2 separate regions of the Homo sapiens genome follow, and region 1 is linked to region 2. Evidence: chromatin contacts called from ENCODE Hi-C or POLR2A ChIA-PET data. All regions are on one chromosome and are shown on one strand. Each heading gives the region's core, a stretch centred on a gene start or an enhancer-like site at or near the end of the contact. The rest is flanking DNA. Distances are from core to core; before and after follow the strand shown.

Evidence for each region. A loop is a pair of places that touch in the nucleus more often than their neighbours do. ChIA-PET counts read pairs that join two places held with the same protein, here RNA polymerase II (POLR2A). Pooled maps may share reads with other maps.
Region 1: a map of endothelial cell of umbilical vein shows a loop between it and region 2 (9-fold over the local background). The contact joins two enhancer-like sites. A Hi-C loop is called at or near these places in 1 of 168 maps with a recorded cell type or tissue (endothelial cell of umbilical vein), 3 of 37 single-sample maps with no recorded cell type and 8 of 50 pooled maps. POLR2A ChIA-PET finds 5 or more read pairs at or near these places in 2 of 52 experiments (WTC11 and activated CD8-positive, alpha-beta T cell).

What each region holds. Positions count from the first base shown.
Region 1 is chr15:77,455,295-77,459,730 of GRCh38, forward strand. HMG20A (high mobility group 20A) reads left to right here. Exons shown (of 10, transcript NM_001304504.2): 2 at 3,110-3,202. The coding sequence starts at 3,114. Among named protein-coding and RNA genes, the nearest start is that of HMG20A, 37 kb to the left of the region's middle. Within about 2 kb of position 1,982, at least 2 of the 41 ENCODE cell types and tissues checked have a DNase peak (open chromatin) inside an H3K27ac peak, as active enhancers do; they include endothelial cell of umbilical vein, where a contact is called at or near this core.
Region 2 is chr15:77,186,643-77,191,544 of GRCh38, forward strand. All of the region lies in intron 6 of PEAK1 (pseudopodium enriched atypical kinase 1), which reads right to left. Among named protein-coding and RNA genes, the nearest start is that of LINC00597, 36 kb to the right of the region's middle. RefSeq lists an enhancer at 1,103-1,322. Within about 2 kb of position 1,354, at least 10 of the 41 ENCODE cell types and tissues checked have a DNase peak (open chromatin) inside an H3K27ac peak, as active enhancers do; they include endothelial cell of umbilical vein, where a contact is called at or near this core.

The sequences.
Region 1 (4,436 bases), core at 732-3,231, 270 kb after region 2:
TGGCCTACTAGATGACTACAGAGAGAAAATGTGTTCACTAGTCATTAAATATCTAGTACGCTTAATATAATTCTCATTACAATCTTTATAATCATCATTAAAATATTTTAAATTGGCACTCTTTTATATGTCAGGTTTTTTTCAGTGAGTGGTTAGTGTTAGAGGGAATTTTGGGATTTCCAAAGCTCAGGTCCAGACCCTGGTTCAAAGTGTTCTAAGTGGCAAAGTAATATCATTTTTGTGAGGCTTCCTGGTAGAAGCCTTCACTGGATAAGTCCCCTCTACTAGGTAACATCTGCATGATAGACCTGTTTGTATAAAGTGCAGTGAAGAGCCAAACTTGTATATTGCTTTGCCTTTGAACAAATTTCTCTTCTTTACTCATTTAGAGCAGCATTCATTACATTTCTTAAGTGCTTTGCATAAAATTTCAAAGTTCAGTGTGACCTCTGTACTGGGACATCATCAGGCACAGATGCTACATGTGAAGGGCTTTTGGCAATCAGTGGCTTGGTAGCCGTGATTCCTTTTGAATCACTCCCTCATGGACCATATGAAATGCATTCTCCCAGGATCCCAGACATATTCTTGGGAATCATTGTATTTTCCGACTTACTGGACTAGTTTAGAGGCCTTTGGGTTTCACTGCACTTTTCTTCATTTCCTTCTTTTGTTGATCTTGGCCCCTTAACCTTCCACCCACTTTATTACTCATTTCTTAGGGACCTGACTACTCAGTAACACTGAGAAAATATATCTGAAACCATATGGGTTTGAATACAACAAACTTAAGAGAGGGAAAATAAAAAAGGAAAAAATGTGTGTTCTCTGAACTTCCTTTGTTTATATGATCTGTTTATATGTTGTTAAGGTTATGTTATCCAGCTGCCTCCCCACGTTTCAGAAATGACTAAAGATATCTGGAAAACACTCTAACAGGGTCATGTTGGCATAGTGGATGAAAAGACACTTCATTTGTCCCTCACCAGATAATATATCTTCTTTTGAGGCATGGGAGCAATGCCAGGAGCTTTAAATGCTGAATCTCAAGGTTCTTGAAAGGCCATTGACTTCTAGGGATACTTTTAGAAAGAAGCCAGTCAATCCCAGGCGTAGTGGCTCACACCTGTAATCCTAACACTTTGGGAGGCCGAAGTGGGCGGATCACTTGAGGCTAGGAGTTCAAGACCAACCTGGCCAACATGGTGATACCCCGTCTGTACTAAAAATACAAAAATTAGCTGGTGTGGTGGCACGTACCTGTAATCCCAGCAACTTGGGAGGCTGAAGCACAAGAATCACCTGAACCTGGGAGGCGTGGGCAACAGAGCGAGACTGTCAAAAAAAAAAAAAAAAAAAAAGCCAGTCAAGTGAGTTCCCTAAGGTATATACCTGGCCATTTGAATGTTTGCTCACTATGGTTAGTCTGTATGGTATCTAACAGATATTACAGTTTTCTTTTGGTAAAATGAACATTGACATTGGTGTGAGGTGATGTTAGCAGCCCAGGCTTTAATCTCGCCTTTGTATTGTATAATGTGAATTAAAACTTAAGTACACTTGAGTCAGGGTTATTCAGTAAAACATGTGGAATGGAATTTTGTGGTATTTATTAGAGCTATTCCACTTGTAAACACCTTATCTTGAAGGAACTGAAAAGAGGTTGCAAGCATTCCTGCAGTAGAATAAAGTGCTTATGATGGTTGAGTGAGAAGTTCCTCTCTACCTTCCATGCTCTACCTACTGTAATGGGTAATATTTGTACAGAGATGTGTTTTTCCCATCAAGCTGTTTATGGAACTTGGCCTGCTAAATAATAAACTTAGAAGTGAGAATAAGTAAGAATAAGGAATAAAACATCAGTGTTATCTTTTGGAAATAAATCACTCCATTGAACATGGAGAATGTGGTCCTCGTGTCATCGGCATTTTCTTCATATTTCCACCTCAGTGGAGTGATCCTGGCTCTGCTTTGCCGCTGTGCTTTCCTTTTAATTGCTGTTTCACCAGGTCTCCTTAGCAGCAGCAGCGCCTGAAATAACTCCTGAGGAAGCTCCTAAGTGAATTCTCATAATTTGCTTCTCAATTCTCCCAATTGATTGAGGCACTCTTTCTTGAGTGCTTTGCAGTTCTGTGTAAGTGGCTGATGTTTGGGGTCACTGCTGAATGTTTTGTTTGAATATCCCTTTCATGATGAAGGGAAGACTGCTGCTTTTAACTACATGGGGTGATGCCCTTTGTGGTAAGCCTTGAAAGGCAAAAATCGTTTTTCATAGTGATATGCCAAATGAAATTATTCTCTTTGTCACTTTGTCCTTTTATCCTTTCAGTCTGATAACCTCAGTTCTTGTGATTTGTTTGTTTTCTTCAATTAAGCTTAGTTGTTTCCTGTACCCAGGTGCATGCTATTTCTGCTCTTGGTTATGATGGTGTGTGGAGCATATTTCTGACCTGGAAGTGTGGTTTCTTTGACTGAGAGCCACATCAGCATGCCTTCCATCCTCTACTTCCTTTGCATTATTTCCTTTTGGAGGGCTCAGTTTGCCATCATTTAATCTATAGATGATTCATCTGGGACTGAGAACTGGTAATGCTGTAATAACAATATCTTTCTTTATATAATACTCAATGCACTTACTACCTTAGATTTTCTCTGTTTATGGAGCACTTTCATTTTAATCTCTCACAATAACCCTTTGGGTTAAGTCAGCAATTTTGTCTTAGTCTAAGATGGTGAAATTGTAGCTCAAAGAGCTTAAATAGCTTGCTCAGAGTGGCAGTGCTTCTGAGTTACCCTGCTTAACAATTTCTACAGGAAATGAATACTTTTGAAGATACTCTGGATAAATAAAAAGGAATTTTCCAAACCACATCCCATTTGTTAAAACCTAACTTGTTTTCAGTCTGGTCAGTTGATAAGACCAAGGTTAAAAGGCCCATTTACCATACAGTTTAAATTGATGTGTCCAAGTCAAGAAAATAAATATTTAGGTCAGTTTTTATTCTGTTGCTTATATGATAAAGTTCAAGAAGGCTGGCTCTTAAATTAGTGGAACTTGAAATGGAAGTAATTAAGCCATTAATTTTTTTTTATTCTCTTTTCCTTTCAGAGAGATGGAAAACTTGATGACTAGCTCCACCCTACCGCCCCTTTTTGCAGATGAAGACGGTTCCAAGGAGAGTAATGATCTGGCTACCACTGGGTAAGCAGCTGCTTTAGGACACTGGACTTCTCCATAGGCCTCAAAACAAAGCTTCTAGCAAAGTAAGAGGTCCTAAAGAGGCAGTTTTATATCATAAGAATAGACGGTGCACTTGTTTCACTTTGCAAAGAGAGTGACAGCCATCATAAACCACTTTGTAATCTGCATTCAATTATCTTTTGCAGTGCTCTGGTTTTTGTGAACTGGTACAACAATATGTGGAATCTAGCAAACACTGGTGACTCCAGTTAAGAAAATTATATAGTCACCATTAAGGAAATACCTGCCACAGAGCTAGCTCTAAAAAACAAATGCATTTTTTCTGTTCAAATTACCACAGATATTAAAATAGTTTTTTCCCAAAGATCAGATTTTTTAATGTGGTTCTTTATTCAAGATGCTTAGTAACTTTAGCTGACTTCTGTTCCTTTCCCCATCCCACCCCCTTCTCCTTTCTGTGGGATCTTTTGACAAATATTTAAAGAGATATAGAAAAGGGTTAATAACAGTAGTCCACCTCTTCCCTTGAAAATCTCTGTTCCACTTGAATTTTTATCTTTTCTAGATGTTTAGAAGTTATTTGGCAAAGAGAAAGTGTGTTCACTAATAGACTGAAGTGCTAGCTAATCCCTAAGATGAATTATTTTAATATTCTTTAGAGCTGTTTAAAAAATAGGCTATACTTTGTAATTCTGTTTCCTTCCCTCACATTTATGTCTCACCTCGTTGATATCCGCCTTTGACCTCACTACTCAGATGAAAGTGTTCTCCAAGACTTTTCTAAAGGCTGCTTAGTTACTATATTCATTCAGTAAAAACTTTCTGAGTATCTGCTATGTGTCATTGTTCCAGGCATTAGATAGAAAGCATTGATCAAAATAGATAAAAATCATAGGCCTTTTAAAGTTCAAATTCTACTTGTTGAGTCAGACAATAAACAGGATAAATAAGCAAAACATATACTATGTTGATAAGAACTATAGTTTAAAAAAAGAAAAAAGTGGAGAAAAGGGATAGGAAGGGTTTGGGGATGCAGTTTTAGACAGGATGGGCCAGAAAGTGTTTAATGAGAAAGTGACTTCAATAAAGACCTGAAGGAAATAAGGCAACTGGCATGCAGTTTTCTGGGGAAGATTATCCTAGACAGAGGGAGCAGTAGGTGCAAAAGCCCTGAGGCAGGAGAGTTTCCATCTTATCGAAATAGCCAGGAGGACAGTGTGACTAGAGCAGCACA
Region 2 (4,902 bases), core at 104-2,603:
AAAAACCGAGACATGAACCAGGCAAACACCTTTAGCAAGCACCAGATGGAGCTGCTGTCTAAGCCACAAAACCTTAACCACGAGGGCTTCATTTTAAACACTAATTATATTTGGAGACAAAGAGGTGCACTTAAAGACACTGTCAAAACTATTTTAACCTACAACAGTCTCATAGAGGGGGAATCTGTACCAGATGCAGGTCTGTCCAAAGAGCAATCCTTGGGTTTTACAGCCTTTGTGAAATGACTTCAGTGGCAATCAATAACTAGCAGCTTTCCCTGCTCAACACCAACGCTCCCCAAATGGGAAACTCCAGTCTCCAAAGTTATGCTTGAGAAATAAGAAATGTGTCTCCTGAGGCACTTACACAAGGAAATAAAACAGTCTATCCTGGTGTCTTCTATTTATTTGCCAGAACAGGTCTGATACAGAGCACCCAAATGGAATGTTTGATAAGAAAAGCTCATTTACCTCCACATTCCTTATAATCTCAAAGCAAATCTTCTAGATGAAATAGTCTATGGGAGAGTTTAATGGCTGAAGCTGCCCCTAGGAGGTAGCCAGGATTCCATGATCTAAAATCCTATTTCATATTTGACAGTTTTCAGGACCAAAGCCCTTCAGGCTATAGATTAAGCTATTCAAGAGTGGCCTATTTCACTTCAAGTCATGACAGCTTTTTAAGAACCTATTACTGTTTTTTATTCTCTCTACTGCCATACAATGACAATAATTAGTTTGCTTCTAGTCCAACAGTTTCAGGCAGATTTGATACCAAAAAAAAACCCCACAAAAATACAAAAAAACAACAAACAAATCCACAATGGATTTCAATCTTGAAATAAACTGGCCAGCAGAAAGAGCTGGAGCTCCTCAAGCTGGATTCAATTTCCATTAGTGAAGAAAAGGAAAGTGTGTAGGTGGGAGATTAAACACCATATATACAGCATTTCCTAAAGGCACCCAAGGAGAATCTGTTAATAATAAAGGAGGATGGAGAATGAACTGCTAAGCTCCTCCAATTCTGTGACTCCCGAAGCCCACCATCTCTCTCCATAAAATCTGTCACATTGCCATGGAGGCAGAGTCAAGAATCCTCACTGCTGTACGTGGGCTTTTAAGGACACTCTCAGTGAGGATCTATTGCCTATATGTCATCCCACATATTAGTCCATCTCCAGGATGCTAGGGAACAATTTACAAGTCAAGGTTCTCACTAGGCTTTTGTTAAAGAACATGTGGGTCACTTAAAAAAAAGGAAAGGAAAATGTGACAACCATACCCACGTCACTGTTCCCAACCTTTCCTTCTTCCACAGTGAAAAATGCTGACCTGACACCTCAACCAGCTGCCAAACTCTTCAGTATATGACTAAAAGGGTGGGGAGAGGAAGTGAAAGCAAAGCTGCAGGAAGAAGTTTTGCAGAAGATAAAACACAGCTTAAATTTGGTACACAAATGGAAATTCCATGAGTAAAAGGGACTTTCTTGAGATCTGACTGAAAAAAAAAATTATCATTCCTTGCTATCACAAGAACATGAGGTTCTCCTATCTAAAGAAGAAACCAAAGTAAAATCTGCTTAATTTTGGAAACTTAATGAAATCTCCAGAAGCCCATCCAGTTCCAATTGTTCTAACCACAACAGTTTTTCTAACAGTTCACTGCTCCTGTCACATGGTAGTCATCTCAGGATAAGAATCATGTAACAACAAATGCACCCCTGCAAAGCAGCACCGCTCAGTTCCAACTAATTTTTAAATTCAAACTCTTTGACGAATCAGTTAACTACTACTAATAATAATTATTATAAACTTGGTAATAACTAGTTATAAGATTAGAAGTTCCAAAATGTTCCCTGAAACCACTTTAGACCCCTATTTAAGAAGGTATACATCAGAGAAGAAGTTAAAGTATTATCTAATAACAGCCAAGACTCCATAGTCTTTTATAGTTTTATTTTATTCACAAGCTTTTTCTTCTGCTTGGAATGTATTTCCTCTAATGCTGTTCCATTTGTTGAAACCCTATTTATCCTTCAAGATGCAGTTTAAATTTTACCTCTGTGATGAAGTTTTGCCTAACTCGATTATACCACATTGTTTTGTAATTATGTAAGTCCCCAGAAGGCAGGTCTAAGTGTTTTTCCTCTCTATATCTCTTGAATTGTTTGGAATACATTGGATACTAAATAAATGTTTTCACTCAAGAATAATTCTAGTTAGCATTTACTACTAAGTACCAGGCCCTTTACCCATAAAAACTCATAATTCGGCCAGGTGCGGTGGCTCAAGCCTGTAATCCCAACACTACATTTTGGGAGGCCAAGGCGGGCAGATCACCTGAAGTCAGGAGTTTGAGACCAGCCTGGCCAACATGGTGAAACTCTGTCCATACTAAAAATACAAAAATTAGCCAGGCGTGGTGGTGCGCGCCTGTAGTCCCAGCTACTCAGAAAGCTGAGGCAGGAGAATCACTTGAACCTGGGAGGGGGAGGTTGCAGTGAGCCGAGATCGCGCCACTGCACTCCAGCCTAGGCAACAGAGCGAGACTCTATCTCAAAAAAACAAAACAAAACAAACACCTCATAATTCTCACAAAACTCTATGATAGACATACTATTATTTGCCCTACTTTACTGATGAAGAAACTGAAACTTGCCCAAGGTCACATAGCTAGTAAATGGCAGAGCCAGGATGAATGCATGCATGCACGTATGCATGCATAAATGGTATAGCTTCATGGCATCTGGAGGCTGCTTTAAACATAAACATGGCAGTGTCTGAAAGACAGTCCACACAGCAGCAGCAGCAGCAGCAGCACTGTCCACCATAGTGGAATTCCACCATGAATGAAGAAGTGTAAGAAATAGGCACACCCACACCTTCCCCTCCTCAGCTCTAAGATGATCAGTCCAGGTGCTCACTGCAGAATAAGCCAGAAGGAAACAAACAGGCATAAACTTAGCTAGTAGGCTGTCTCAAAGTTGTGTTTTTTGTGTTTCAGAGTGTTGAGGAAGTAATATTACGAGGCAAATTAAGCATGATCTTTCATCCAGCTCTCCAAGTCAGGAACCACTCTGATTTGGAGGGGCCACTGAAGTGGCTGGTTGAGAGTGAGTTGGTGAGATGTTGCTATCAGTCACCTTGCTCTGTTCCTCTTCTCCATTGCCCTCAACCTCAGAGCCAACTGCCAAGTGAAGAAAGCTGGACTGCAGGCTAAATTAGGGAGTCACAGCTGATTGAGATGTGAGAAGACAGGGAATAAGAAAGAGACTAAATAAGGGCAGAGCAAAATTCAAATAAGAGAAGGTGGGAAAAAGGAAATTGGGAAGGAAGGAGAAATAAGAAAATAGTTAATGATTCTAAGAAAAATCCTGCTTGAATGTTTATAGCCACATAATCAGAGTGAGCAATGTCATTTTCTACCACTCTTCACTCATTTTTGGAGGCTTTATTGTCTTGTGTTACTTTATGTTTGGCAGGAGGCATTATTTTTCCAATTAAAAGAAATTTTACCTTTCCCAGCTATAGAAAAGAGTGAACAATACATACTGTAAAACATTTATAATTTAGACTTTTAAAGGGAAAAAGTACTTCTAAATTAATGAAAGTCTGAATTACACAATACTTTGAAGAAGTATAGATTTATTGCTTTTGAGGAAATACCATAATAAACTAGTCTTTCCTAGTGCAGATATTTGGACCTGTTCTAATAAATAAGTTGGAATTATTTTCTTAATGGTTGTAAATACATAACTTAAAATGCAGTCAAAGAATACTTCTCACACTGGAATCTGGGATGTGTTTTCAAGGGTCTATGAGTTCTCCAAAAGAGCTGAATATTAAACTGAAAGTAAAGTTTACATCTAAAATAAACTAATGTAAACACAGGCAGGATCATTGCAATGGCCATATTAACTAAGCACAGCAATATAATTTCCAGGACTACAAATACCTTTCTGTTTCTAATATGAGCTGACACCAAGCACACTACTTTAACTGTAAGAAATAATGAGAAAAGAAAGGCTCACTTAATATGTAGATGATACAGTTCTACCAAGTAAAGACCAAAATGACATCATGGTGCAACCACTGTGTATTGTACCAATCTTGAATTTTCAATACCGTAGAAAGAAATGTGGCATAAGAAGACAGCCAATGGTAATGAAAACTGCAAAGAAAACTAGGGTGGCTGGCAGCTCCTTACCCACACAGTAAGCAGCAATTTAGTTTCAGCAAAACTTCATCTATTATATTAAATTGCTGTTAATTTGCATTTCATTAGTTTTGCAGGGTTTTTTTGTACTTAACTTTCAAATTTGTTTTATAGCTAAATGACAACTATAAGCATAAAGAATTTATACCTAACTTTATGTTTTTTGTATTTAAGTAAAATTATAATAATGTACGTCAACACTGACAGAGCACAGTTATTTTTTTCAGTTAAAAGGAGGTCTATAAATTACCAAAGTTTGAAAAGTAGTGCTTAAAAACAATAATCTCTTATGTCAGGTAAGCATTCCTCTTGTGATCTTATTCACATTACTAATTTGCTAAGAATCTGTTAAAGGAGTATAATAACTACCGTCAAACAAAGCTCTTATGAAAATGAATTAAGATAAAATATATAAAATGCCTAACTCGAAGGCTGATTCATAGTAAGCACTTAATAAATATTAGTTATTTTCTCCTTTTATTAAATTTCTACATCCAGCGGAGGCCAGGAAGGGGTATGATCCCTCTAATCTCCTCCACACATATCCACACCCCATCTTGACATACCAATTGGGCACTTGGGAAGCTATTTCAATGGGAACACTGTTAACTATGCTTAGGTTAGACTTCAGTTATCATGGATGATTTAATTGAAAGTTTTAGCTGCCTTGTAAACCTGTTTAAGAC